2 separate regions of the Homo sapiens genome follow, and region 1 is linked to region 2. Evidence: chromatin loops called from intact Hi-C (ENCODE). Cell type or tissue: PC-3. All regions are shown on one strand. Links, peaks and the distances in the headings refer to the core of each region. The heading gives the core; the rest is flanking DNA. Region 1 overlaps SMARCC1 (SWI/SNF related BAF chromatin remodeling complex subunit C1). Region 2 holds the start of HIGD2AP2 (HIGD2A pseudogene 2).

The links. Peaks named below come from ENCODE experiments on the same cell type or tissue, not always from the same donor. Only the 100,000 strongest peaks of a DNase experiment are listed, where the experiment ranks them.
Region 1: it touches region 2 in a loop (2.9-fold over the local background); 3 of 110 quality-filtered maps call a loop at or near these places.

The regions. Positions count from the first base shown.
Region 1 is chr3:47,603,700-47,618,929 of GRCh38, reverse strand. SMARCC1 (SWI/SNF related BAF chromatin remodeling complex subunit C1) reads left to right here. Exons shown (of 28, transcript NM_003074.4): 26 at 8,603-8,864. LOC124906234 (a long non-coding RNA gene) reads right to left here. Exons shown (of 3, transcript XR_007095902.1): 2 at 14,997-15,061; 3 at 4,555-4,630. Among named protein-coding and RNA genes, the nearest start is that of CSPG5, 32 kb to the right of the region's middle. In PC-3, for the core only: no CTCF peak of the experiment used is centred there; a DNase peak (open chromatin) is centred at 6,539.
Region 2 is chr3:47,655,054-47,670,283 of GRCh38, reverse strand. SMARCC1 (SWI/SNF related BAF chromatin remodeling complex subunit C1) reads left to right here. Exons shown (of 28, transcript NM_003074.4): 20 at 7,692-7,950; 21 at 8,829-8,990. HIGD2AP2 (HIGD2A pseudogene 2) reads right to left here and starts at 7,564. Exons shown (of 2, transcript XM_047449430.1): 1 at 7,533-7,564; 2 at 6,350-6,671. The coding sequence starts at 7,564. The coding sequence ends at 6,350. SNORD146 (small nucleolar RNA, C/D box 146) reads left to right here and starts at 8,590; the gene lies at 8,590-8,719. RefSeq lists a silencer at 1,501-1,704. In PC-3, for the core only: a CTCF peak has its summit at 5,568 (motif pointing right); no DNase peak of the experiment used is centred there; H3K27ac peaks cover 54 bases.

The sequences.
Region 1 (15,230 bases), core at 4,269-9,268, 52 kb after region 2:
AGTAAGACATCTTGCTGTCATTTGCAAAGCATAACTGATCCATTAGCCTTGAATATTGAGTCAACCCTGAGCGCTTACAGAATATATCTAGTTTGGCAAGGAGCTCTTTCCTCAGCACTAAATTGCTTTCTCTTCAAAGAATGAACCTGCAGGTCCCCCGGTTTTTTAAACCTTCTGATGGATCTGTTGTCTGTCCCCTAAGAATAGCAGAGTTCGCATCCCCTTTCCACTTCTGTCTACTGGCCCCCAGACACCAAGGGGCAGTGTATAACCGCTCCTCTTCTCTCAGCCCTGCAGAAGTTTCCTTGTGTGATGTCTATTTTTTAAATAACTACTTAAATTATATAACTTCACTATTTTTTCTCTTTTGACTTTTTTCTGGGAGGACAGGGCTCACTCTGTTGCCCAGGCTGGAGTGCAGTGGTGCAGTCATAGCTCACTGCAGCCACAAACTCCTGGGGCTCAAGTGATCCTCCCTCCTCAGCCTCCCCAAGCAGCTGAGACTACAGGCATGAGGCACTGTGCCCAGCTAATTTTTTTTTTTTTTTTAAATATTGACAAGATCTTGCCATGTTGCCCAGGCTGGTCTCAAACTCCTTGCCTCAAGCAGTCCTCCTACCTTCTCCTCCCAAGGGGTTTGGATTACAGGCATGAGCTGCTGTGTCCAGCTTTTTGACTTTTAAAAAATGTTACTTTCTAATCAGATCACACACAATATTTCATAAATATTTTCTGAATAAAACAACACAGCTGAAAATGTTGGGAAAATACTCTCCGGACTCCATCCCAATACACAACGCTGCTCTGCTTGAATTCTTCCATGGTGGACTGTTATTTTCTTAATCAGCATTTGGTGTCAGCTGTTTGTGGCAGGAAAATTCTTTGTATGAGACAGTCCCTACCCCTACTGAATGAATGTCAATAATCCAATTGTATTAGTTATAAATTGCCATGGTTTCTGAGTAAGTGATTTAAAAAAGTAAGAGTATGAAAAAGCACACAAAATGGGAGCTATAATGTTCTTTATAATGTAAACATACGAGTCACATCCCTTCTGCCACATCCTGTTGGTCACAGACCAACTTTGGATCTGGGTTAGGTGAATAGTTTTCAGTGGGAATGTATAAATATTAGAAAGCAGGATCGTTGGCAACCAGCTTGGAGACCTGTTCTCTTACCAACCAAAATGTGTCATTTGAACTTCAAAATGCCACCCGCTCATTTTGTGTATAATTAAGACATAACCTCTTTCTCACTCTAGCACTAGCATCCTATCCTTCCCTGTGGGAAGCAAAGCTATGAATGTTTTTCTACTGATGATTTCCACACAGAATTCTTGTGAAAATTGAGAGAAGTATGGCATATGCCTGGCACAGTGTCTAGCACATACATAGTAAGTGTTTGGTAAATATATGCCTCCCGTTATGCAAACCAGTAATCAACAAATATGTACAAAATTCTTAAGATTCATAAGCCATTGTTGGCTTTGTGAGCATTTATTGGGTCAGTTACTATGCCAAAGCACTTTAAATGGATTTACTCACTTTATTTCCTGGCAAACTATGTGAGGAAGCCATAAGCAAGAAAGTAATGTTTGCTTTGAATCCCCTTATTCAAGAATCCAGCAGTGATGTTGGATGACAGCATAAGCCACTTCTTTGTTAGCCCTTCTTACATTCCAGACTGGAGCTTGAACCTGGTAGGTTGTGTACCTCAGATCACATGGGTCAGAAATGACAGAGCCAGATCTCAAACCTGTTTGTTCAGCTCTTTGTATTTATCTAGTACTTCGTAATTTATAAAGAAATGAGCTTTTGCTATTTCATTTTAACCTAGGGACTCAGATATATATGCAGCTTCTGTCATCCTATTATGAATCAATAAAGTTGATACTCCAGATAGTGAATAGATCAGCTAGGAGTAGAGGCACCCAACTCTCCACCTCCCCCACTGCCTCAGTTCATTTTAGATTGCACTCTTGCTCATCTTAACCTAGTAAGCAGTAGCTTTAGGATAACATTTTTTTAAATAGAACGTTTGGTTTGGTTTAAATAGCAATAGGTTTCAGAAATTAAGACTCAAAATCAAATATAAAGCTTTTTTTTTCCCTCTAATGACTTAAAGCCAGATGTTCTTTTTAGTCTTAAGTAATTGTAATTAAATGTAATCATATAAAAATTTCAGGGCCAGGCATGGTGGCTCATACCTGTAATCCCAGCACTTTGGGAGGCCAAGGCGGGAGGATCACCTGAAGTCAGGGGTTTGAGACCAGCCTGGCCAACATGGTGAAACCCCGTCTCTACTAAAAATACAAAAATTAGCTGGGCGTGATGGTGGGCGCCTGTAATCCCAGCTACTTGGGAGGCTGAGGCAGGAGAACCACTTGAACCCGGTAGGCAGAGGTTGCAGCGTGCAGAGATCATGCCATTGTACTCCAGCCTGGGTGACAATAGCGAAACTCTGTCTCAAAAAAAAAAAATCGAATTTGTTATGGGTATCATGAACTCAGCTATAATTAGTAGCTATTCCAGCTCCCTCATATTTTAAAGCATTAATATTAAAGGAAAGGCAGTTATGGAAGTTACAGAGTATATCAGGGAATTGACATGAGAAAAGCATTCCAGTTCAGGGGAGGGTGTTGAGCTGCCAGTGGGTCTACCACTCATTGTGTCTGTAGACTGAGTAGCTTTTGATGCTAGGCAGAAGCACACAGCCGTCAACAGAGCAGGTTTCAGACATGGGTTGTGTTGTAGACTAAATTACCTGGAGAGAATTGAAGGGCCTGGGCCCCACATAAGCCGTTTACATTTGAATGTTTTTTTAAAAGACACTTTGAGGCCATTGAGAATGGATCTATGAGCTGATTCCATTTATAGCTTTTGGACTAAATGTTGTCTGTCTCTCTGAAGTTCATTTGGCTAGGTATAGAAATTTTATACCTTCAGAGGCTGGGTGCTGTGGCTCACGCCTGTAATCCCAGCACTTTGGGAGGATGAGGCAGGTGGATCACCTGATGTCAGGAGTTCGAGACCAGCCTGGCCAACATTGTGAAACCCCGTCTCTACTAAAAATACAAAAATTAGGCGGGCGTGGTGGTGGGCACCTGTAATTCCAGCTATTCAGGAGGCTGAAGCAGGAGAATCACTTGAACCCAGGAGGCAGAGGTTGCAGTGAGCCGTGATGGCGCCATTGCACTCTAGGCTGGGCAATAAGAGCAAAACTCTGTCTTAAAAAAAGAAAAGAAAAGAAAAGAAAGAAATTGTGTACCTTCAGAAAAGAGGGACTATTAGGGAACTCGGAACTGTGAGAAACCCAGACCCTGTACTTAAGGAAGTTAAAGGATGGATGAGACATTGACTCAAAGAAACCAAATACTATGAGATGATGGGGCTATGAAAATTCAGAGAAAGGGGAGGTCATGGTCAGCTCAGATTATCAAGGTAAGATTCCTGGAGGAGGAGGATTGATAATGATTTGTAAGAAAGGCCCAGCTCTTGAAATATGAAAAGAATGATTGCTTAGGAGACTGGAGGGTCAGCCTGCCTTGATAGTTTTTGTGGTAGATAAAATGATTTATTTGTTCATTTGCCAAATACTCACTGAGCATCTGCTGTCCTCCAGGCATACAGCTACTGAGGATACAGTGGTAGATAAAACCCAACAAAGATCTCTGCCTTGGTGGATTTCAAATAATTAGAAACCATGAGTGAATTAAGGAAGTTTTATAAGTAATAAGGTATTATATGCTGCATATATATAGGTATACATACAAGCTTTGTGTGTATGTTATGGGCTGAGTCGGGGGGATTAGGAGTGGCAGGGAAGGGATTTCTGTTTTGAGTGGTGTCATCAGATTAGGCCTTATTGAGAAACTTGACAGTTGATGGGCAAGCACTTCTAGGTGCTGGAAACAGCCAGTGCAGAGGCCCTGAGGCAGGAGTATGACTGACATGTTCAGAGACAAGGGAGTAGGTGGGTGGGCTGGAGCATAAATGAGTCAAGGGAGTTAGGAGCATAAAGTCAAAGAGATCATGGTGACCAAATCACAGAAATTCTTGAAAGCAGTCCAGAGGCCTTTTTGCTTTACTCTGAAATGTGAAATAATTGCGGGACCTTGAGTTGAGGACTGAAGTGATCTTCCTTACAGTTTATCAGGGATCACTCTGTCTACTGTGTTAGAGAGAGTAAATTATAAGGCAGCAAGGTCAGAATCAGGGAGACTTGGTGTGGAGGCTGTTAGGTTAATGCACGTGAGATATGGTGGCTTGGACCAGGGTGTCAGCCGTGGAAGTGAAGAGAAATGGTGAAGTTCTGGGTGGAATTTCAAGATAGAGATAATGGGCTATCCTCACAAATAGTAAGTTTAGAAAAATTTGTTATATTTTATGACAAACTGAGGAAGAAAGAACAGCAAAAAAGAATTTCATAGTGTCCCAGAGTAATTATATTTAACTTTGTTTTCTGTGTAGTTGTAGTAATTCATCTTCTGTGCTGCCTGTCATACAATTGAATCTATTGTTCAACATTTGCTATTACATTAAAGGTAGTTTTATTTGAGATTAGAAAGCCATACCCAGTAGCAGGTTCAGTTCTGAAGCAGAAAGACTTGTGGCCTCAAGAAGCAAGCACACTGCAACAAAGATAAAATGACAAGTCACAATAATGATGCAGGCTCCCTTTTTGGATTTCTGCTACCAGAAGTACACATGGAAGTAGCAAAATGCAATTATATTGTTTTCTTTTACCTCAGGTATAAAAAGGGATGGATATGTCTGTTTTGGATTTGGGGTTTTTTCAGTGAATTTCTCATCACTGATACAAAGCATTGAAAAGGAAGGTGTGATTATTTACTTTAGCTCTGAGGCTTCAAGTCTCAGCTGATATTTCAGTCCTTGGCATTGCAGATAGATTTTTGTGGCCCTCACTGTCTTTTACTCTTTCCCACCCCCCTCCCTGCTTTATGCAAATAGAAGGGAGAAGAGCTTTGTGTGAACTTCAGCTGCACTTGCAGCTGTGTCTGCGTTTGGTGTCTTGGTGTTGAAAAGTGCTCTGTTGTGTTAGATTTCGCTTGGATACGGCTGCTTTATACATACACAGTGAAGAGGGAGAGGAAGGCAGGGTTTTTGAAAGCAGGGGAAGTGGGGGCTCAGGATGTGTCTTCAGAGCAGGGCCATAGGCAGCCTTGTATGAAAAACTGGGTTCGCTGGAGCCTATTTTTTTGTTATTAAACATATGTGTGTGATATTTTAAATTTTCAAATCATAAATAAAAAGTTCTGGCCAGGAGCAGTGGCTCATGCCTGTGCACTTTAGGAGGCTGAGGCGGGCGGATCACCTGAGGTCAGGAGTTCAAGACCAGTCTGGCCAACATGGTGAAACCCCATCTCTACTAAAAATACAAAAATTAGCTGGGCGTGGTAGTGGGCACCTGTAATCCCAGCTACTTGGGAGGCTGAGGGAGGAGAATTGCTTGAACCCGGAAGGCGACCACTGCACTCTAGCCTGGGCGACAGAGCAAGACTCCGTCTCAAAAAAAAAAAAAAAAGAGAAAAGTTCTCCTACTTCCAGTTTCATTTCTATGGATGATCACTGTTAATAGTTTGTATCTTTCAGAACATTTTAAATGTGTTTATACATGATCACAAAGTCATTTTTATATACTTGGATTATCTTATAAATATTTTTATTGCAACTTGTTTTTTCCCCCATTCAGGTTATCTTATGTAACTGAACATCAAAAAGAATGCCTTGATGACCATCCTTACACATGCATACATACAGTATTCTAGGACAGATTTCCAGATGCCTAATCACTGGGTCATTGGTTAAGTGCATTTAAAATATGACCAGTACTGGCAATTTTCTCTCAGAAATTCCTAGTTAACATTCTTTCTGATTGCCACAAAAGTGAATGCAGTCTTCAACTTGATTTAATAAAAATAAGGTATCTAGAACAAGAAAAGTTATTTTATTTGCATGACGAGGCCAGTACATGGTGGCAAGCTCTGCTGCATCTGCCGCAGAACAGAGATGGCCCTTATGGAGCCAACTGGTAGCCTGTTATTTGGGCATTGCTCTCAACTCATAGGACATGTTTGGCCCCACATTGGAACTTTTGGTTTAAACTGGGTTCTCTTTCAGGTTTATGTATGTGTTTAATCACTTATCCTTTCTAATTCTTCTAATTACTTTTTTTAAATTACCTTCTAAGTTTTAAAATGACAGATGAAACTCAGAAAATAAAGAGGATAATACAGGCTAGCTCATGTTGTAGGCAAGGAAAATTGGGCAAATTTTTCTTCCCAGCTTGGCCCTCTCATCCTCTTATTAGTAGATTCTTTTTTTCTTTCCAAGGTTAATACCTTGATACTAAGGTAAGCCCTCAAAGAAAGGCTAGTTTGGTTAAAAGCAGAACCCAAAATTCAGCTAGGTAATGCAGAGACCAGAATTTCCTTTTAGAGTCACTGCTCCCTCCAGTAGCAGTTCAGCTTCCTTATAAAGCATATCTTGACCTAAATTCCATAGTTCTTACATAACAGTAGGACTACAGCCAAGCTGTTCAGACCAGTAGTCACTCAACAAAAACAGATAAGAGGATGTTTTCTGGCCACCTCTTAAGCAAATTCAGAGTCCTAAATTCCTAGAAAGAATGATTAGAAGAAAGCAAAACCAAGGATCTGTAGCCAGAATATTTAGATTTCCCACCCCACCTTTTACAGTCATTTTGCCTCTTACTTACTAATCTGATTAGTCTTCCTGCAGAACTGGACTTCCAGAAGATTCTCTTGCTGTTTACATATTACATCTCCCTTCTCATCATGCACACAGGAAACTGAACCAGGCTAGGCTTTACCCTCTTCAGATTACCTTTCCCAGAAAATGAAGAGCCCACACTAGACTATTAGGACCATGGTAGAACCCTGTCTTGCTTGTTCCTGGTAACCCTCAACCTCTCTCAAAATGTTTTGTTTCAGAAAATCTCCCTCTCCCTAAGGAAAGTCTACAAGCCAGTTACCAAAATCCAGGACATAAGCTATACCGTTTACTCTCTTTATTTGTTCTCCTCTTAGCCTGCTCATGCATCTTTTCTTCATACTGTGTTCATGGCCTGTCTTCCCACACCCCATCTGTCCATGGAAATACCCCAGTTGCTACTCCTATAACCAGTGATGCTTCTCACTCAATTTCACAGGGATTTTCCCCAGTCGGCCCTCTGCCAAAGGCCCAGATTTTTAGGCTAATTCTCATGCTTATTCCATCTAGTTTTTGCAAATAATAGTGTGTAGTGTTTATCCACAGAACTTGCTGCCCCCAAAAGCAAAAATGTTATACTTCCCTAACCTATTAAATGCCTCAGAATAGTGCTATTGGACAGAAATATGTGAGCCATATATATAACTAAAATTTTCTAGTAGCCAAATTAAAAACAGGTGAAATGATGTTTTACATAATCCAGTATATGTAAAACCTACATATATACATTGTTTCTATATGTAATTTATATGAACAATTTTTCATATTAAGTCTTCAAATTTTACTGTGCATCACCAACAGCACATCTCATTTCATGTTAGCCACACTTCAAGTGCTCAGTAGCTGTGTGTGGCTTCTAACTGCTGTATTGGACAACACAGCACTAGAAAATGATTCCCAGTGACTTAGATTTTTCTATCAAAATGATGGGATGGAGATGTTATTGAAAAGAAGTGGGTTTATTAACCCTCCTTATGCTTATGATTTTTATACTACTTTCAGAGATCTGGATTTTCATTTTCCTGCATGTTCAGGTTGATTTTCTTTATCATCCCTGAATTAAATTAATTTAGGATAGGCTTCATTCTCTGAACTAAACATATAATACTGTATTTCTCTTTATTCTCATTTGGGTGCCAGAAAGATTATCTTGAATATTGAAATGCTTGTAGTCGTTAAACTAAGATTCATGCAAATTTTTTTATAGGCAACTAAAATATTCCGTGAATGTGTCACCAAGTATAATTTTGGGTACTTGAAAGCTAAGATTTGCAGTGGCACTGCCAAAGTTCCACATAGAGAAATGCATATCTTTGCAGCTAAGGCCACGTCAACTCATGCAGAGTAATTTAACTCTGGTGTTATGTTCTAAAATAGACAGTAACCATGAGAGTATCACATCCAAAAGAGAGCACATAGGAAGGTTGGGTGAACTTGAAATGTTAACATCTGAGGAACTATTACAAGGACAAGAGAGGCTCGTTTTACCTGGGGAAGACTCAGACAGCCATAGAAAGTATTTTTAGATATCTAAAGGCCTGCCAAACATAGAGGGGATTACATGTGTCCAAGTGAGCCCAAAGAGCAGTAGCCCTACTGCGGGAAGATTGCAAGGAAAGACTTAGACTCAACATGGAGAAGACTTTGACCATGGTAACAGATGTCCAAATGGAAATATGCTACTCAAGAAATAATGCCTTTGTTCTCACTGTAGAAGGTGCAGGAAGTGAGGTGGTGATGTCAGTGTGATGGGATAGAGGTAATTCAGGCATTATGTAGTTGTCCTTTGTGTTATCCAATCCTGAAAGCCTCTTCTGGTGTCATTTCTCTTCCACTTCCTTTGCTTACAGCTAGAACAACAGAGGCAGCAGTTGCTTACTGAACGCCAAAACTTCCACATGGAACAGCTGAAGTATGCTGAATTACGAGCACGACAGCAAATGGAACAGCAGCAGCATGGCCAGAACCCTCAACAGGCACACCAGCACTCAGGAGGACCTGGCCTGGCCCCACTTGGAGCAGCAGGGCACCCTGGCATGATGCCTCATCAACAGCCCCCTCCCTACCCTCTGATGCACCACCAGATGCCACCACCTCATCCACCCCAGCCAGGTAAGAGGAAGGCCCTGCTCTTGGAAAAAGCTTATGGTCACTACAGAGGCACAGAGCATCATTGGGGCCAACCACACAGTTGGTGTTTTCTGATGAAGACTGCTCAAAATTTTCATTGTCATCTAGAAAATTGTAGGCATGTGAGATTTAGGGTTATCGCCACATGAAGCCTTCCATGTTCTTTTTCTCTTGGTATGATGCCTTTTTGTTGAGTAGGTCAGCCTCTGATTGGACAGTAATATCTCAGAGTTCATTCAGAATTTATCTTGGATTATTGATACCGTAAAAAAAATTATAGACATTTTCAAAGATAAATACACACAACACAGCAAACTCCCATGACCTGGTTTCAACAACCATCATCTTTCTGCCACTTTTACTTTTTGTTACGGAAATCTTCAAACACAGATAAAGTAGAGAGAATAGTATGATAATCCCCCATGTACCTATTGGACAGCTTCAAAATTATCAACATTTTAGAGTCTGTTTTTATCTTTTCCTCCTCACTTTGGGAAATGAGATAGACTTCAAATGTATCTCTAACCAGTGGGAGTCTTTTTTTTTTTTTTGAGACGGAGTCTCGCTCTGTCGCCCAGGCTGGAGTGCAGTGGCGCGATCTTGGCTCACTGCAAGCTCCGCCTCCTGGGTTCATGCCATTCTCCTGCCTCAGCCTCCCGAGTAGCTGGGACTACAGGCGCCCACCACCATGCCTGGCTAATTTTTTTGTATTTTTAGTAGAGACGGGGTTTCACCGTGTTCGCCAGGATGGTCTCGATCTCCTGACCTCGTGATCCGCCCACCTCAGCCTCCCAAAGTGCTGGGATTATAGGCGTGAGCCACTGCGCCTGGCCGGGAGTCTTATTCTTTACATAACTATCATCACCATCAAACAAAAGTAATCATAATTCCTAATATCATTTGTTAAATATCTTTTGAGTGCTTAGTTTGTTTGAATCAGTATTCAGTTAAGATTCACACATTTGTTGACATGTCTCTTAAAAATCTATGTAATAATTCACCTTCCCTTTTTTGTGCCATTTATGTGTTGAAGAAACCAGGGTTTTTCCACAATGTGGCTGTGCCTGATTGTACACCAGAGGTGCATAGTGTCATGTCATATGTCCTTCTAACCCCCCCACACAAACACACATTTCCTATAAACCAGAGGATTGCTCAGGTTCAAATTCACACTTTTTTTTTTTTTTTTTTTTTTTTTAAAGACACTGTCTCGCTCTGTTGTCTAGGCTGGAGTGCAGTGACATGATCATGGCTCACTGCAGCCTCAACCTCCCAGGCTCAATCAATCCTCCCATCTCAGCCTCCTGTGTAGCTGTGACTACAGGTGCATGCCACCACACCTGGCTAATTTTTGGTTTTGTTTTTATAAAGATAGGGTTTCGCCTTGTAGCCCAGGCTGATCTTGAACTTCTGGGCTCAAGCAATCCTTCCGCCTCGACCTTCCAAAGTGCTGGGATTACAGGCATGAGCTCTACCACACCCAGACAAGATTCACTTATGAGGTCAGGCATTCTTGTAGTGTCAGTTTTTCTTTTTGTGGTAATTAAGATTGATCAGTAGTTCTGGTGTTGTCAGTCGGATCATCCATTATAAAAATCCCCATTCGACTAAATTGTTTTAGAATTGAGCGTTCAGAATTGCTTCTTAAATTAGCTATTTTAGGCCGGGCGCAATGGTTCATGCCTGTAATTCCAGCACTTTGGGAGGCCGAGGCGGGCGGATCACCTGAGTCAGGAGTTCGAGACCAGCTTGGCCAAAATGGCAAAACCCTGTGTCTACTGAAAATACAAAAATTAGCCAGGTGTAATGGTGCACATCTGCAGTCCCATCTACTCAGGAGGCTGAGGCATGGGTATTGCTTGAACCTAGGAGGCGGAGGTTGCAGTGAGCCAAGATTGTGCCATTGCACTCCAGCCTGGGTGACAGAGCGAGACTGTGTCTCAGTTAGTTACCCTGAAAATCAGTTCTTATAGGAAAGCCTGGATAAATGCTTCATATTTTCCCTCTATTGGTTATCTGTATAATGAGTTGCTGCCCCTCAGTAACCAAAGGTGACCAGCAAAGGGTTTTTTTGTGTATATTTTTAATATTGTAAAATTATAAATTTTTTAATATTTTGTGTGTTTCAGTCTATCATAGATACTATTTGTGTTTCTTGTTGCTTCTTAAAAGAGGTTGGGTCTCACTGAGTTGCCCAGACTGGACCCAAATTCCTGGGCTCAAGCAATCCCCCTGCCTCAGCTTCTGAAGTAGCTGGATTATAGGCACGTTCCACTGTGCCTGGCTTTTTTTGATGCTAAAATTGTCCCATTTGTAGCTTGTGAGAACTGTTTCGAGTTGGCTATTGTTTACTAAATTTTAACTACTTTGGAAGTTGAACTCATAGTTCCTTCAAGCTTAACTGCCAGCATCATTAAAACCTAAGATGTACTTTTAATTCCAGTTCACCCCCCAAACCCCACATTCCTTCTCTTCTTAGAGGGCAATATATATGGGTGTGTGCTGTGTTTTATGTTAGTCTAGTGAAAGTCATCTTGTAAGATTTTTATAGTTTGCTTATCCACAGTAATATACCAAGTGCTTAGAGCCAAAGTTTGTGCTTTTGGGGATGGGATGCAAATTCTCTGTCCAAGTCACGGTATTATCAACACACTTATTCACAACCCAAAATATATTTTAGGCTGTAGTTTTAGTAGTTTTTATTGACTTTACCGAAAAACAGGGCTAAGTTTACTTTGGGAAGCTTTCGTTTACACACACTCACAGGATTAATTTGCAATCATAAGAATTACTACCATCGTCAGACTTGCCACTCTAAATGACATTTGTGGAGATAGCCTTAGAAGTTTACCCTGCTCACAACAAGGTGCATTCTTTCTCAGTCTTATTTCTGTCTACTTGAGTGGATCTTAAATTCTTTGTATGGAATCAGATTTTCTCCAGAGTTAAGCTTTCAAAAGATACAAATGCTTAAGAGTTCACATCTCAAAGTAATTTTTCAAGAACAATAGTTATTTAAAAATTAAATTCCTAGGCCAGGCTTGGTGGCTCACACCATTAATCCCAGCACTTTGCGAGGCCAAGACTTGAGGATCGCTTGAACCCAGGAGTTTGAGACCAGCCTGGGCAATATAGAGAGAAGCTGTCTCTACCAAAAAAAAAAAAAAAAAGTAGCCAGGTGTGGTGGTACTGCATACCTGTAGTCCTAGCTACTCAGGAGGCTGAGGCTGGAGGATCACTTGAGCCCAGGAGTTTGAGATTGCAAGTGAGCTGTGATTGTGACACTGCACCGTTACACTCCAGCCTGGGCAACAGAGTGAGACCCTGTCTCTGAAAAATAAATAAATAAATAAAAATTCAGTTTCTGAAATACTGGGATAAACTTTTAAGAGGAAGTTTACTGTAGCTACTTGGTATTTGGCTCTTGATGGTGCTAAAGCATCATATTCACATTAACTGCTCACAGAACATCTAAGGAGTGCTAGCATCTGCATTTACTTTGTAAAAGATGGGCAGAGAGGTGCGTCTACTTTCTTCCCTAAATGAGATTTTGATGATAATGGGTGTTTGTATGCCATGCCCCTCACCCACATTGTTTCACTTATTTCTCATTCTCACCTTACAGTTGAAGAACTGATGCATGGCAAGGCCGCATAGCTTTGCTGCATGGTAGAGCCAGGATTCACACTGAGCTCCATCTGATTCCAAAGTGAGGCCAGTGCCACAGTGCTGCCTCCCGTGACGGAAGACTAAGGGGATTTATAGCAGATTCAGATACAGCTATTCTAGTGAAGCAGTTCCGCAAACTAGAGTTCATAAAAATAGTCTTTGGAAGAGAAATAGGTCATTTTAATCTTTTTACTTTCTCACAAAAATAGGCTTTTCTAAAGTGAATTTGTAAAGGAAAGAATTATTGAGTGCAGTGCATGATGAGAGGTTTTTTTTTTATTTTTAGTCTATGACAAGATAGTCTCATGATTTTTTATTGAAATAAAATGTACATTTTGGATAATGCACAATCATAAATATTCAGCTGAGTTTTTTTTTTTTTTACTTCCTTTATACTTGCAGAATTGATGAGTTTTAACAGAGAATATTCATGTGTAACCAACACACAGAGGCCCTCATCATACTGAGTCACCTTCCCTTCCAAGGATAACAACTGTCCTGACTTCTAGCGCCGTAGACTAGTTGGGCTGGTTGAATGTTATCTAAATGTAACCACAATTACATTTATTATGTCTGGCTGCTTTCCTTGTTTTGTTTTGTTTGAGACAGACAGGGCCTTACTCTGTCACCCAGGCTAGAGTGCAGTGACATTATCAGGGCTCACTGCAGCCTCAACCTGCCAGGCTCAAGCCATCCTCCCACCTCAGCCTCTTGAGTAGCTGGGACCACAAGTGCACACCACGACACCCCACTGCCTTTTAAATTTTTTTGTAGAGACATGGGCTCACTATATTGCCCAGGCTGGTCTTGAACTCCTGGGCTTAAGTAGTCCTCCCGCCTCCGCCTCCCAAAGTGTTAGGATTACAAGCATGAGCCACCATGCCCGGCCACATCTGGCTTCTTCCACTCAACACTGTATATCTGAGATGTGTCCACATTATTGTTTGTGGTTGTACATTTGTTCCTTCTGTTTGCTATACAGTGTTCTGTGGCTGTACTATTTATTAGTCTGTTCTGTTGGACATTTGACTGATTTCTGGATTTTAGTTATTATGAATAGTTTGTGCTGTTGTGAAATACATGAGCACGTCTTTTGATAAGACATATATGTACATTTCTGTTGTATATATCCCTAAGGTGTAGAATTGAGTATTTATGAACCTAAGAGTGGATCATAGGATATGCATATGTTCAGATTAATAGATGCTGCCAAACTTTTTGCAAAGTGGTGGTGCCTGTTTACACTCTAGCAGTATGTGAGAGTTCCAGCAATTCAAGATAATAATTTTTCCAAATTACCCCTTTTGTTGGGTTGCTTTGGAGTTTGAATATAAAATCAAGTCTGTTAAAGAGTAAAATTAAAAGCAACAGCACATTAGGCTGGGCGCGGTGGCTTACGCCTGTAATCCCAACACTTTGGGAAGCCAAGGCAGGTGGACCACTTGAGGCCAGGAATTCAAGACCAGTGCCTGGCCAACATGGCAAAAGCCCATCTCTACTAAAAATAGGAAAATTAGCCGGGTATGGTGGCACACACCTGTAATTCCAGCTACTCAGGAGGCCGAGGCACGGGAATCGCTTGAACCCAGGAGGCAGAAGTTGCAGTGAGCCGAGGTCATGCCACTGCACTCCAGCCTGGGCAACAGAGTGAGAGACCCTATCTCAAAAAAAAAAAAAAAGAACAACAGTAAATTAAACCCACTATTTTAAAGTTACCAGTTCAGAAAAAGCTGGTTCTAGCACGTAGGTCTGATAGACCATATTCTAAAGGTCAGCTAAAAAGGACTTTCAAACCAGGGCAAGTAAGATTGTCCGTAGCATTTTGGGGCCAGAATGGCTTTAGTCTCTGAGTTGCCACAGGGTAAGGTAAGAACTATGAGCAGGTCCTTCCAACTCATGATTCCTAAGTTCCAGAAAAGTTAACAGGCCACAGCTTACATTGGGAGCTGAAGATTATCTGGGTCAGTTGGCTGTCTTTGGTATTTGGCTCGACTTTATGATATATGATGGGAATAATCAGCTTCTGAATGCCAGTAAGGTTGGGGAAGTGCTGAGAGGAGGGACTAGGCAGATTTATTACCAAGTGGTTAATTTTTCATCTCTCTGGCCTCTGTATAAGTATGCAGATAAGTTACATGTAATTCTTCTCTACAAAACTCTCCATCAGTTAGTGGTAGAGCCTGTTAAAGTAGCAGCTTGGTATTATGAATCTGCTAGGCTCTTAAACACTTACGGACTTCTAGGTATGAATGTAGCTGGTATAAGCTGGCACCTGTACATATTCCATTTAGTTTGTACCGATACCTCTGTAAGTTCTTCAGCCCCTCTGCCCTGTCCCCTACCTTTGATTCATCAAATGCTTATAATTTTTGTTTGGAGACTACTGCGTGCATGCCTCTATTGCTCTTCCTTGGCTCTTATTATTTGGTCCTACTCCTAACTCACCTGATAACTCCAACTTTTGGTAGATTTTGTTCCTGTCTCTTATAGTGTCCCAACTTGGTTTCTTCCTACCAAACAAAAAGACACGGGAAGTATCTGTAGTAGAATGTTTCTGGTATCCAGTTGGCAAATGGAAACTGAGGTTGGCCCCAACTGTTCTTAGACCACCTTTAGGTTTTGTTGATCTTAATGAAATACACAGCATTGCATTTCATTCCTTTTCATTTAAACTATAAA
Region 2 (15,230 bases), core at 3,483-8,482:
GTATTCTGTTTTAAAAAGTGTCCACTGGAGCTCAAAACTCAATCACAAATGTGTTTTCCTTTAGAACAGCCATCATGCTTTGATAGTTGATACTTAAATCCTTTTCTGTGTCTCCATGTAGTTAGGTATTGAGATGATTAAATTGATAATTTTTATAGATTCATTGAGGATGTTTAAGTGAAGCTAATTCCTAATCACAAAATAAGTTGTGAATGTGTGACAATTAGAAATAAAGTGACTACTAAGACAATTGGTGTCATTGCCTGGATTTATCCTAAGATGTCGCTGCTCCTTTTGCACCATGAATGCAAATGTCAACATAATGAAAAAGGCAGTAGTGTCTTAGTATTATCAAGGAAATTGTTTGACATCGCAGTCCTCCTAAAAGAGCCTGGTGCCCTCTGGGTTCCCAGACCACATAGAGTGGACTTGGTGACATTTTGGTTGCTGTACTGCTTTGATGGTTTTTCAGGTTGTTCCAATAGTTGTAATTACTGTAGAAGTATCATTGGTGCATCATCAAACTATTTCCATTTCTTTTTTGTATTCCTCTTTTACTTTTTCTTGCTGTTTTCTGGTTCTCCCCCCAACCTTATCTTTCTCTGTTGTGATCAAAATCAAAACAATCCCTTGTTTTGTGTTTTTTTGCCTCTATTTTAATATATTCTCATATGCCCATTCAGTATCAGTGATACGCAGAGAGCTTTGCTGACTCACTTTTTACTTATTTATTTAACTATCTTTCCTATGGTACTGACTGACTCACTTTCAATTTCAGGACTATTTTGTATAGCCATATCTACTAGATTTTAATATTAATTAAAATGAACCGTGTTTTCAGTACTTGTGGGTGACTATAAACACACTTTTGTATTGCTATTTTGGAATCTTTGGGCTCTGGAGAGAAAGTAAGTTGTATAACAATGACTGGAGCAACAGTTGTTCTTTTTCCTGCTGCACATTGATGCTGGAACTTTTCTCCTTTTTCACATTTAAGATTAGTAGGTAGTAAAAGTGAGGTAAGAATGACTGAGCTACTGTTGACACTAAAGACATCCAAGAAAACCACAGTATTACACAACAGTGCATTTTCTCTCCTTCAGGTGGAATCTGTGAAGTGTTTGATTTTTCTTTTAATCTTGCAATTCAGTCAACAGGAATTGTTTGCAATAACACAAAGAGAAATAAAAGACTTCTCCACATCAGTGTTTACCACTAACATCTTCGATTTATATAGTTTATTTAGAGATACTTAATAGCTTAAGAATATGAAGTCAGATGAGTATTTTTAAATGGATTTATAATCAAATATAGTCTCTTTCTAATAAATCGATAAATCTGGTAGACTCATTGGGGTTTGCTGTTTTCAAAATAGCATCGTACCTTTTTTTTTTTTTTAAGACAGGGTTTTTCTCCCTTCCCCCATGCTAGTGTGCAGTAGCGCAGTCTCAGTCCACTGCAGCCTCAATTTCCCGAGCTCAGGCGATCCTCCCAGCTCAGCCTCTCGAGTAGCTGGGACTACAGGTGTGCACCACCATGCCTGGCTAGTTTTTTTGTATTTTTAATAGAGATGGGGTTTCACCATGTTGCTCAGGCTGGCATACTATTTTATTAAACAAATATACCACACAGGCAGCATTCCAAATATTTATCGTATTCTTGAGCACACCCCTTTGATTTTTAAAAGACCTTGTTTCATAAAGTCTTTTATCAAAGCACAGCTTTTGGGTAAATGCTGAAGGTTAATATCTGGTTATGTTCATTTCCTTGTTATCTTATTGTAAATATTGGAGGCAACATTTCAATTTTGGAAATAGTCAAAGTGGAATGTATACGATAGATGAAGGAATGCAGTTTGAAAAAGAAAAATCTTTAATCGGTAGAAATGAAGGATAATGTAAGGTTTTATATTAACGTTTTAAAAAGAAATTACTCTGTAAGATCAAGATGATGATGGCCTGTTTGAATAAGACTTCAGTTGTAAAAAGGTGTGGGGAATTTCTACTTGAAAATATGTCATTAGAATGAGTAGGCCTATAAAGTCTAAAGTTTGAGGTAAAAAAACAAAACAGCACAACAAGAATAAGTAGCTATAAAAGGCCATGACAGTCTTTATGGAAGTTTGAAATTCTGTTGATATAATCAGGGCACCAGAATGAAAGAGAGATAATGGAGCCACTCTATTCCACAGTGACTAAAGAATTTTTTTTCAAGTTAATATATATGTACATGCGTATCTATATATATATGCACATATTTATTTATTTAATATAGAGGCAGGGTTTTGCTATGCTGTCCATGCTGGTCTTGAACTCCTGGTCTCTAGTGATCCTCCTGCCTCAGCCTCCCAGAGTACTTAGATTACAGACGTGAGCCACTGTACTGGGTTCACAGTTTCTTTTTTCTTTGAGAAGGAATCTCACTCTGTCACCAGGCTGGAGTGCAGTGACATGATCTCAGCTCACTGCAACCTCTGCCTCCTGGGTTCACGCAGTTCTTCTGCCTCAGCCTCCCGAGTAGTTGGGACTACAGGCACGCGCCACCATGCCCAGCTAATTTTTGTATTTTCAGAAGACACGGGGTTTCACCATGTTGGCCAGGATGGTCTCGATCTCTTGACCTCGTGATCTGCCCGCCTCAACCTCCCAGAGTGCTGGGATTACAGGCACAAGCCACCGCGCTTGGCCTTCACAATTTCTTTTAAGTCCACAACTGATTGCAGTATTCTTCCTGTTCATTTATAATTATTCTTGGGCTTGAAAGTGACAAGACTTGAATTTGTGAGCTCACTGATTCTCCCGTGATAGCTCTAGTGTTTGTCATGTATGCTTTGCTTTCTCATGCTATTTATTTTCCCTTAGATAATTAATAGACATAAAGGCTATGCCTGCAAAGAAAACTTGTAATTTATTAACATTTATTTATCACTGTAAGAGTTTCTCTCTCTCTCTTTTTTTTTTTTTTTTGAGACGGAGTCTCGCTCTGTCGCCCAGGCTGGAGTGCAGTGGCGTGATCTCGGCTCACTGCAAGCTCCGCCTCCCGGGTTCACACTATTCTCCTGCCTCGGCCTCCCAAGTAGCTGGGACTACAGGTGCCTGCCACCATGCCCGGCTAATTTTTTTGTGTTTTTAGTAGAGACGAGGTTTCACCATGTTAGCCAGGATGGTCTCGATCTCCTGACCTCGTGATCGGCCCACCTCAGCATCCCAAAGTGCTGGGATTACAGGCGTGAGCCACCGTGCCTGGCCCGAGTTTCTCTCATTTTTTATGCCAGCTAAATAATAGGAAACATAGCATTAGAAGATATTCAGTAACCAACATGAAAGATTTCCTCACAGTGTGCATACACTTTACATACTTTTTCTTGATGCAAAACCCAGGAAATATATCATTCTATGTACTTTTGAACTACACTAAGATGCATAGTAAATCTTCTATTAAAAAACTTTTCTTAAGGACAGAGATGTCCAATCTTTGGCTTCCCTGGGCCACATTGGGCCACACATAAAATACACTAACACTAACAATAGCTGATGAGCTTAAAAAAAAATCCCCCCAAAAAATCATAGTGTTTTAAGAAAGTTTATGAATTTGTATGGGCCACATTCAGCGCCATCCTGGGCCACATGTAGGCTGCAGGCCACAGGTTGGACAAGCTTGGTTTAGCTAAGAGAACCTTTTTTTTTTTTTTTTTTAATTAGGAAAACAGTCTGCCTTTTTACATTTGAGAGCCATAGCAAAGTCAGATTTATTTCTTGGTTTAGTTCAGTTTCCTGTGGTTTGAGTTCAGTAAACTTTATTAGGTATTGTGTTTTGGACACTGACAGACACTGCAGGTAGAGATCTGTAGAACACAATCTGTACCTTTAAGGAATTCATAGTCTGCTTAAGTGACAGAGAAAGATAAAACACAAAGCTTGAATGCGGAATTCCCAGCTTTATGATTAGAGGTATGTCCAGAGCACAAGAGCTGTACAGAGGAGTTGCTTTGCAAACAAGCCAGGTAGATAAGACATAATGAACAGGCTTCTGGGAATGGTATAGCTGTGTTGGTCCTAAAACATGATGTTTCCAGTGCAGAACAAATGGTTCATAGGCACAATACCTAGTAGGAATAGATCAGTGGGGCCTGTGTATTGTTGAAACGTGAAGAGTAGGGAATAGGGCGGGAGAAGTAGGCAGTGTCCTGATCATGTTTGGCTTAATTTCATAAGATAATGACACATAATAAAATAGTTTTAGGCAGGAGAGAAAGAGTGTTTTATGTAAAACATATTTCACCCTAGCAGCGTGGAGAAGGATGAAATTACTATAGAAAGGTAATTATAATAATCGATCTATGAGGCTGAGATGGAAGGATTGCTTGAGGCCAGGAATTGGACAGCAGCTTGGGCAACATAGCAAGACCGTGTCTCACAAAAAAAAAAAAAAGAGAGTGAGTGAGTGTATCCAGGTTAAGTAATGATGAAGACCTGAACCTGGGTTATGGCAGGATGAATGAAGCTGTTTTGTAGCATTATAAGATACTTACTAAAAACTTTCATTGAATCATCCTCCTTCCTGGCCAGTGTGTCACCGCATTATTCTCTTTTCAAAACATCACTTTAATTTGCCTCTCTTATTAGCATTATTATCAGTTCCTAGGCTCAGACATTTACAGATTCTCAACTCTGTGCTCTTCTGGATGCTGAGTCTTGCTTGGATTTTGTATCTCAGAAGTTTCCCCAACTCCACCTTTATTCTGGAAAAAAACTTGATGAACTTTCTTATTGTTCCCTGGCGAAAGGAACATGAAAAAATATTTTTTAATTAAAAATTTCATTGGAAAAGGGCATGATAGAGCATGTCTAGAAAATCCCTATTTATAATTAGAAACATAATACAGCCCCAGTAGATATATTTCTACTTCCGTGGACCCGAGTGAGATTTATTTTTCTTTTTTCTTACAATCTGGATCTTTCAAAAAGTAATTCCTTCTCGAACTACCTGAGGTTACTGAATATCCAGAGGAAACCCAGAATTAGCCTAGTTTTTCAAGGGATTTAATGTGTCAGGCCATTTGCTGGCTTGGGTTTTGAGAAGTCCTCTACCATTCCAGCAGAAATGAAAGCCTGAGCAGCAGTTGGAACCCAGAGTTAAGAATTAATTGATGTCCAGGTGCAGTGTTTCACACCTGTAATCTCAGCACTTTGGGAGGCTGAGGCGGGAGGATTCCTTGAGTTCAGAAGTCCGTGACCATCCTGGGCAATACAGTGAGAACATGTCTCTAAAAATTAAGAAAAAAAAATCTTTGAAGTAAAATAATTAACTGAAAAAGTAAACATGGAGACAACTATTGTTATAGAAAGCTCAATCTCACAGTGTAGAGCAGCAAATTAGGCTCTAATGCAAGGTTTTTCAGTTGGAGCATTCAATATTGACATTTGGGCCAGATTTTTTTGTTGTTGGGGTGGAGGGTTCATATATGTTTTACAGCATACATGGCCCCTCCTTGCTGTTAGATACCAGCAGCACTTCTCCAGTTGGGTCAACCAAAAATGTCTGCAGACATTGCCAGTGTCCTCAAGGGGGCAAAAATTACCCTTCATTGAGAACCATGGTCCTGGAGAGAATGGTGTGAGAGTAGCAACTTCAGTATGCCACTAAATAAATTCTTTTTATCCAATTAATTCCTCAACATTCTTAGCACCACATAGTTGTGGTTTTCTTTCTACTGTTCTATCCGTTTTTCCCTCGGAGACTCCTTTTACTCTTTTTGTTGGTTTCTTTCAGGATTTTCTCTGAAAAAATAATAAATTATAAAACTAGAAATGTATGTAGTTTATAAATTTTAGAATCAGTTTATCAATTTCTACTAAAAAGAAGCCTACTTGGAGTTTGACTGGAATTGTATTGAATCTGTAGTTCAACTTGGAAAGAACTGACATCTTAATACTGAGACTTCTAATGAATGAACACAATATATCTCTTCCTTTATTTGGGTCTTTGAGTTCTCTCATGTTTTACTCATTCTAGTCTGTTGCTCTTATACATTCTTTATTATGTTTATTCCTCCTAAGTATCTCATTATGCTATTTAAGACAGGGTCTTTTTTTTTTTTTTTTTAGAGTTTATTAAGCAGGGGAGTGGAGGGGAGATGTGGCACAAATAGAAGTATGTAACATTCAAACAACAGAAACTAGGATTTTTGAAAAAACTTTCAGTTACAGTTACGCAAAGGGTCACTTCCTCCCCCAACGACGCATGGGCCTCTCAAAGGAGAGGAGGGAGTAAGTCCCATGGTAGGGCCAGTGCTTGCTCCTGGGTTTTGGAATCATTTCTGCGGAGCTTTCAAAGCCAGACCCTGGGCTCAGGGTTGAGACTTCATAGCGGTGACAGCTAGACCCAGCAAGATGGCTGTGACCGTGAAACCCTGGGCGGCGATCCAGGTGCACATCATGAGCTGAGAGCGCTGGCTGTTGCCCCGGTGGAAGGAATAGAGGCTGTAGGTGAGGGCGGCCGCCGTGGCCAGGCAACCTATGGGTACCACCGGGTTCTCGTGGGTCTTGTGAAGGAACTTTTCCTTGAAACTCTCTGGATTCCTGTAAACAGTGGGGCTAAGCCCCTCAATGACTGGGGGCTTCGATGGTTCAAAGGGGACCTCTGGAATCACAGGGCCGGAGTCGCCATGTCTGGGCCACAGCAGCAGGAGAAAATCGCGACCTAAGACAGGGTCTTGCTGTGTTTGTCAGGCTGGCCTTGAACCCCTGGGCTCAAGAGATCCTCTCGCCTCAGCCCCCTGAGTAGCTGGGAGTACAGATGTGTGCCACTACACCCAGCTTTTATGTTATTTTAAATACTTTTTTCTTCCTATTTAAAATTGTTCATTGCTATTATGTATGGAAATATAGTTCAGTTTCTCTATTGCCCTTCTATCCTGTGACTTTGCTCAGCTATTCAGTTTTAGTACTTTTTTTTATAGCTTCCTTAGAATTTTCTACATAAACAGTCATGTCTGTATGTATTAGTAAAAAAGCCCTTCCTTCCTTCCTTCCTTCCTTCCTTCCTTCCTTCCTTCCTTCCTTCCTTCCTCCCCTCCCCTCCCCACCCCTCCCCTCCCCTCTCCCCTCCTCTCCCCTACCCTCCCTTCCCTCCTTTCCTTCCTCCCTCCCTCCCTCCCTTCCTTCCCTCCCTCCCTCCCTCCCTCTTTTCTTTTGTTTCTTCTTTTCTTTCTTTCTATCACTCTTGCCGCCTAGGCTGGAATGCAGTGGCACAATCTCGGCTCACTGCAACTTCTGCCTCCCAGGTTCAAGCGATTCTGGTGCCTCAGTCTCCTGAGTAGCTGGGATTACAGGCACGCACCACCATGCCCAGCTAATTTTTGTATTTTTAGTAGAGATGGGGTTTCACCATGTTATTGGCCAGGCTGCTCTCGAACTCCTGACCTCAGGTGATCTGCCCACCTCTGCCTCCCAAAGTGCTGAGATTATACGCGTGAGCCACCGTGCCTGGACTACTTTCTTTACAGTATGCATGTCTTTTATTTATTTTACTTGCCTGATTGAAAATAATCTAAGGAAACCATCAAATCTTTCTATTTATGCATAAATATTTGCATTAATTTTTTTTAAAAAAGCTATCTAAAGAACTTCTAATATTACACATTACTTTCTTGTTACCTGACATGAAAGCATCTGTTTTTTCTGTCTTAGGCCCTGGAGATGTACAAGGATGATTGGAACAAAGTGTCGGAACATGTTGGAAGTCGTACTCAGGATGAATGCATCCTCCACTTTTTGAGACTTCCCATTGAGGACCCATACCTTGAGAATTCAGATGCTTCCCTTGGGCCTTTGGCCTACCAGCCTGTCCCCTTCAGTCAGTCAGGAAATCCAGTTATGAGTACTGTTGCTTTTTTGGCATCTGTGGTGGACCCTCGCGTGGCATCTGCTGCAGCAAAAGCGGCTTTGGGTATGGACTTCCCTAAACCATCTCCTCAACAGAAAAACTCAGTTTATCCCAATTTAAATATTACCAGCCGTTACATTCATTTCTTTTAATGTAAATAACAAAAATCAGATATTACCTGTGAAAGATACCATATTCTTTATAAAAGTATTACAATATTTGGCTGGACACCAAATTAGCTGGGTGTGGTGGCACATGCCTATAGTCCCAGCTACTTGGGAGGCTGAGGCAGGAGAATCGCTTGAACCCAGGAGGCAGAGGTTGCAGTGAGCCGAGATCGTGCCACTGCACTCCATCCCCTGGGCAATAGAGCAAGACTCCGTCTCAAAAAAAAAAAAAAAGTATTACAAAATTTTTAAGTAATGCACCTTAAAATTAAGAGCTTTAGGAATTGGAGGGACAGAGGTTTTTTATTGTGTATTTTGTGATTAATTTAGAATTTGGTGTAACTAGCAAAGGAAGTCATTTAATATTCATGGGTTACACATTAATTGTAACTAGAACTTTGTCACATCATAGAACTCTTTCTTGGTTTTATGGATGTTTAATCCTTGCTGTTTTTGTTTTTTTGACTTATTAATCTAGTAAGCAGTTAAAATATGGACAGCAGTTTTGATTATTACTGGCATAAGTTGAAAGATCTCTTATTTCAAGGCTCTGTGATGTGTAGGAGAAAATGTAGAACCATAGAATTTCATTATTATTACTATTTTTTGTCTCATTTAGTCCTCTCATTTTTCTGGTATAGAGGGACTGAGAGCCTGAAGAGGTTGCTACACCTAAGACAATAATACTGTGTTGGGTTTCCTGGTGGTGGTTTTACACTGAAGCAAATTTTTGTGCAAAGTTAGATTGCTGTTCCATTTTTATTCTTGAACCAGAGGAGTTTTCTCGGGTCCGGGAGGAGGTACCACTGGAATTGGTTGAAGCTCATGTCAAGAAAGTACAAGAAGCAGCACGAGCCTCTGGGAAAGTGGATCCCACCTACGGTCTGGAGAGCAGCTGCATTGCAGGCACAGGGCCCGATGAGCCAGAGAAGCTTGGTGAGTCACTGCTGCTTTTAAGGGACAGGGTTAATATATGTTTGTATTCCTGTCAGTTTACTCAAATAATTGGGTTTACTTGCACTAAAAAGTGAGTACAATGATCAGTATAAACTTGTCTTTTAAGATTAGTACATGATTTTTTTTCTCTTGTCTGTTTCTTTTGGTAGCTAGAACTAAAAAATTATCTTGTAACTGTTAATGGTATTACAGTTGTGAATTATCTGGTTGCTGTTTGTAGATCCAGGTTTTGAATAGACAGATACAAGAATACTGAAAGATGCATGGAACTGTAGGTGAAAAAAAGAATATTGAAAGGACTTATGATTATGTTAATTTATATGTTGCTGAGTGGGTTTAAATTCATTGTTTTGGGGGTTTTTTTAGCTGAGGAAAAATTCCTGTAACATAAAATTCCTCATTTTAACTGCTTAAAAGTATATAACCTAGTAGCTTCTGCTATATTTACAATGCTGTGTGTCTATCACCACTATCTAATTCCAGAACATTTTCCTCATCCCAATAGGAAGTCACATACTTATTAAGTGGTCACTCCCCATTCCTTTTGCTCTTCAGCTGTGGTACCCACTAACAATCTGCTTTCTGTCTCTATGGGTTTGCCTATTCTGGACATTTAATATAAACAGAATCATATAATATGTGGCCTTTGTGTCTGCTTCTTTGACTTAGCATAATGTTTTCAAGGTTCTTCCATGCTGTAGCATGCATCAGTATCTCATTCTTGTCAGTGCTGATTATTTCTTTGTGTGGATATACCCAATTATATTTATTTGTCAGTTCATGGACATTTTTATTGTTTCCACTTTTTTTTTTTTTTTTTTTTTTTTTAGACAGAGTCTTGCTCTGTCGCCCAGGCTGGAGTGCAGTGGCGCGATCTCAGCTCACTGCAAGCTCTGCCTCCCTGGTTCACGCCATTTTCCTGCTTCAGCCTCCCGAGTAGCTGGGACTACAGGCGCCTGCCACCACGCCCAGCTAATTTTTTGTATTTTTAGTAGAGACAGGGTTTCACCATGTTGGCCAGGATGGTCTCGATCTCCTGACCTCGTGATCTGCCCGCCTCGGCCTCCCAAAGTGCTGGGATTATAAGCATGAGCCACCGCACCTGGCCTATTGTTTCCACTTTTATACTACTATGAAAAATGCTGCTATGAGTACTTATATACAAGCTTTTTTGTGAACTAAGGATTTTCACTTCTTTTGGTTGGGTGTATACCTAGGGGTAGAATTGCTGAGTTATATGGTAATTTTGTTTACCTTTTTGAGAAACTGCCAGCCTGTTTTTCATAGTGGCTATACCATTTTATGTTCTTACCCGTAATGTATAACATTTCTAAGTTTTTCATGTCCTTGTCAATACTTATTTTCCATTTTTACCTGTAATAGCCAATCTAGTGGTTTGATGTTGGGGTTTGTATTTGCATTGATGACTAATCATCTTGAATATCATGTGTTTATTGGCCATTTTTATGTCTGCCTTGGGAAATACCTACTCAGATTCTTGCCCCCCCCCCCTTTTTTTTTTCTTAGTAGACTTTATGTCTTAGAGCAGTTTTAGGTTCATAGCAAAATTCAGTAGACATTACAGAGTTTCTGTATACTGCCTGACTACCCCTACATGCACAGTTTTCCCCACGATCAATACCAGGGTGGTACATTTGTTATAGTTGATAAACCTACTTTAACACATCATCATCAACCACAGTCCAAAGTTTTAGTTTATTCTGTAATTGATTCTCACATGTTGAACCACCCTCCCTTTTTGTTTTTTGGTTTTTATTTTGATAAATCCGACATGGCCTTTGTAAATAATCCATTTAACATGCTATCAGATTTGGTTTGCTAGTCTTTTGTTGAAGATTTTTGCATCTGTATTCATATATTGTTTATAGTTTTCTTTTCCTATGATATCTTTATCTAGTTTTGGTATTACGGTAATAACCAGCCTCAAAGAATAAGTTAGGAATTGTTCTTTTTTTTTTCTTTTTTTTTTATTTTTTATTTATTTATTTTTATTTTTAGAAAAGTTTGAGGAGCATTGGAGTTAATTCTTTAAGTGTTTGGTAATATTCACTGGTAAAGCCATCGTGTCCTGGACTTTTCTTACTTTCTTGATTACTGATTCTGTCTCTCTCTCTCATTTTTTTTTTTTTTTTTTGAGACAGAGTCTCACTCTGTCACCCAGGCTGGAGTGCAATGGTGTGGTCTCAGCTCACTGCAGCCTCCGCCTCCTGGGTTCAAGCAATTCTCCCTGCTCAGCCCCTGGAGTAGCTGGGACTACAGGCTTGTGCCACAACACCCGGCTAATTTTTGTGTTTTTAGTAGAGATGGGGTTTCACTGTGTTGGCCAGGTTGGTCTCGAACTCCTGACCTTGTGATCCACCCGCCTCGGTCTGCCAAAGTGTTGGGATTACAGGTGTAAGCCACCGTGCCTAGCCCTCATTCTGTCTCTTGTTATAATTCTACCAAGATTTAAACATTTCTTAATGAGTCAGTTTTGGTAGTTTGTGTCTTATAGGAATTTATTCGTTTCATGTAGATTATCTAATTTGTTGGCAAAAAATTTATAACAACAAAAAGGGGAAACAACTGGAATGTCCATCATCTGATATGTGATAAGCAAAATGTGGTATATCCATACAATGGAATATTACTTGGCTGTAAAAAGGAATGAAGTGTTTACATTTGCCACATGATGGATGAATTTTGAAACATTTGGTAAGTGAAAAGCCAGTGAAAATAGCCAATATATTATATGATTGCATTTATAAGAAATGTCCTGAAGAGGGAAATCTATAAAAACAAAGTAGATTAATGGTTGCTCTGCATAAGCGGAATGGAGGATTGGGGGTTGATAGCAAAAGGATATCTCTTTGAAGTAACGAAAATGTTTTAAGTTTTACCATGGGGATGGTTGCACGTATCTGTTGATATACTTAATTTAATTGACTTGTACTCCTTCAATGGGTGAATTTTATATTATGTGAATTACATCTCAATAAATGGGTGAATTCTATAGTATGTGAATTATATCTCAAAGCTATTTTTTTAAGTTCACAGTGTTCTCTCATAACTGTTGATAGTAATGTCCTCATTTTCATTACTGATTATAGTAATTTCATCCACTTGCTTTTCTTGTTTTAAAGTCAGACAAGATAAAGGCTTGTCAATTTTGTCTCTTCAAAGAACCAGCTTTTTTGTTTCATTGATTCTCTGTTTTTCTGTTCTATAATTTCTCTCCACTCTAATCGTCATTTTTTCCTTCTGCTTGCTTTGGGTTAAATTTGCTTTTTTCCTGGTTGTTTTAAGGTAGAGTATGTTATTTGAGATCTTATTTAGTAATGTAGGTGTTTACAGCTGTATAAATTTCCCTCAGCACTGCTTTTGCGACATTCTATAAGTTTTGCTGTATTTATTTATGTTTCCATTCTTCTCAAGTACTTTGTAATTTCTTTTTTTTTTGAGACAGAGTTTCTCTGTTGTTGCCTAGGCTGAAGTGCAGTGGTGTGATCTTGGCTTACTGCAACCTCTGCCTCCCAGGTTCAAGCCATTCTCTTGCCTCAGCCTCCCGAGTACCTGGATTACAGGCACCCGCCACCACTCCTGGCTTATTTTTGTTGGTGTGTGTGTGTGTTTTTAAGTAGAGATGGGGTTTCACTATGTTGGCCAGGCTCATCTCGGAACTCCTGACCTCAGGTGATCCACCTGCCTTGGCCTCCCAAAGTGCTGGGAGTACAGGCGTGAGCCACTGAGCCCAGCCCCTGTACTTTGTAATTTCTGTTGTGATTTCTTCTTTGACCCACTGGCTATTTTAAGAGGATGTTATTGTGAATTTTCATAAATTTGTGAACTTTAAAGATTTTCTTCTTTTACTGATTTTTAGTTACATTTCGTTGTAATCAGAGAAGGTAATTTGTGTGATTTCCGTATTTTTAAATTAAGACTTGTTTTGTTGCCTAACATGTGGTCTATTCTAGACAACATTCTTTGTGCATTTGAGAAAAATATGTTTTCTGCTCTTATTGGATAGGGTTGTTCAAGTTGTCTACTTCCTTGTTTATCTTTTGCATACCTCTCTCCTTTATTGAAAGTGGGGTATTGAAATCTCCAACTATTATTGTTGAATTATTTCTTCCTTCAGTTCTGTTTTTGCTTTATGTATTTAGAGACTCTGTTGTTGCTTATATGTTTATAATTGTTACATCTTTTTGATGTATTGAACCTTTTATCTTTTACAGAATGTCCTTTTTGTCTTATATAACGTTTTGTGTCTTAAAGTCTATCTTACCTGATATTAGCGTGCCATTTCAGATGTTTTTAGGTTTGTTTACTTTTGTTGTTGTTGTTGTTGTTGTTGAGATGGAGTCTGACTCTGTTGCCCAGGCTAGAGTTTAGTGGCATGCTCTTGGCTTACTGCAACCTCAGCCTCCACCTCCTGGGCTCAAGTGATCCTCCTGCCTTAGCCTCTCAAGTAGCTGGGACTACAGGCGCATACCACCATGCCCTGCTAATTTTTGTATTTTTAGTAGAGACGGGGTTTCACCATATTTCCTGGCTGGTCTCGAACTCCTTGGCTCAAGTGATCCACCCATGTCTGCCTCCCAAAGTGCTGGGATTACAGGCATGAGCCACCATGCCAGACCTGGTTTCTGTTTACATCGATTTACTTTTCCATCTTGTTACTTTCAGTCTCTTTGTTTCTTGGTATGAAAAGTGCCTCTCTTGTAGACTGCATTGTCATCATTGGATTTGAGAAGTTGAGACTTAGGTTCTACCTTTCTTTCTACCCTTCATAGCCATAGGGCTTTAAAAAGCAATTTACCTTTGCTGGTTAGCTCTGAATTATCTCATCTGTAGAAGAACAGGTATTATTAGATACTTTCTGTAATGTATTGTTTACTAGTGCTGTTTTATGATGTTAGAAAGGAGACATTTTTGCTATTAAGGACTTAATTACCTGTTTCTCTTTAATCAGTCTTAAAGAGGAGTGAAATTAATAAAGCAACTTTATACGTAGTACCGGCTTCTCAAATGGAAGTGCTCTTACATAAGAGGCTTTTTTTTTGAAATGGAGTCTTCCTCTGTCACCCAGGCTGGAGTGCAGTGGCGTGATCTTGGCTCACTGCAACCTCCGCCTCCCAGGTTCAAGCGCTTCTCCTGCCTCAGCCTCCCTAGTAGCTGGGACTACAGGTGCGCACCACCAAGCCCAGCTAATTTTTGCATTTTTAGTAGAGATGGGAATTTAGCATATTGGCCAGGCTGGTCTCGAACTCCTGACCTTGTGATCCGCCCGTCTCGGCCTCCCAAAGTGCTGGGATTACAGGCATGAGCCAACCTAAAAACATTATTGTCTCTGTAATTATTTGTAGTATATTCCCAGCATTTTTTACATTGTTCATTAATATTTTTCTTTTCTATCATTATGAAACTATGTATGTCTGGTGATTAAAGAACTATAGGTGTCATTTTGCCTAATTATTTCCATCTTTATCTCACTGGTATGAAATTTATATACACTGTGCTTTAGATACAGTGATTTTCATTTGTCTTTTTAATTATTATTATTTTTTGTTTTGAGACAGAGTCTCGCTCTGTCACCCAGACTGGAGTATGGTGGTGTGATCTCAACTCACTGCATGCAACCTCCACCTCCCAGGCTCAAGCGATTCTGCTGTCTCAGCCTCCCAAGTAGTTGGGATTACATGTGTGTGCCACGACACCTGGCTGATTTTTGTATTTTTGGTGGAGACAGGGTTTCACCATATTGGCCAGGCTGGTCTCCAACTCCTTACCTCAAGTGATCTGCCCGCCTCAGCCTCCCAAAGTGCTGGGATTATGGACGTGGGCCACCGTGCCTGGCCTATTATTATTTTTTTTGAGACAGTGTCTCGCTTTGTCACCCAGGCTGGAGTACGGTGGCGTGATCACAGCCCATCACAACCTCTGCCTCCCAGGCTCAAGTGATTTCTCCCACCTAAGCTTCCCAAGTAGCTAGAACTACAGGCACATGACACCATTGCTGGCTATTGTCTTTTTCATTTACTCTTAGAATAAAGATAATAGGAAGTAAAAATTAAAATTGCTAGCTAGTGCTCTACAGAACATATCATATAAACACCTAGTGCTCCCTTCTTGGCAGTTCAAGTGGATATCAGTGAGGTCCTTTCAAACCTAAAATCTTACCATTTTTTATGAGTTTGCATAGGGCCTACCCCTGTTGTT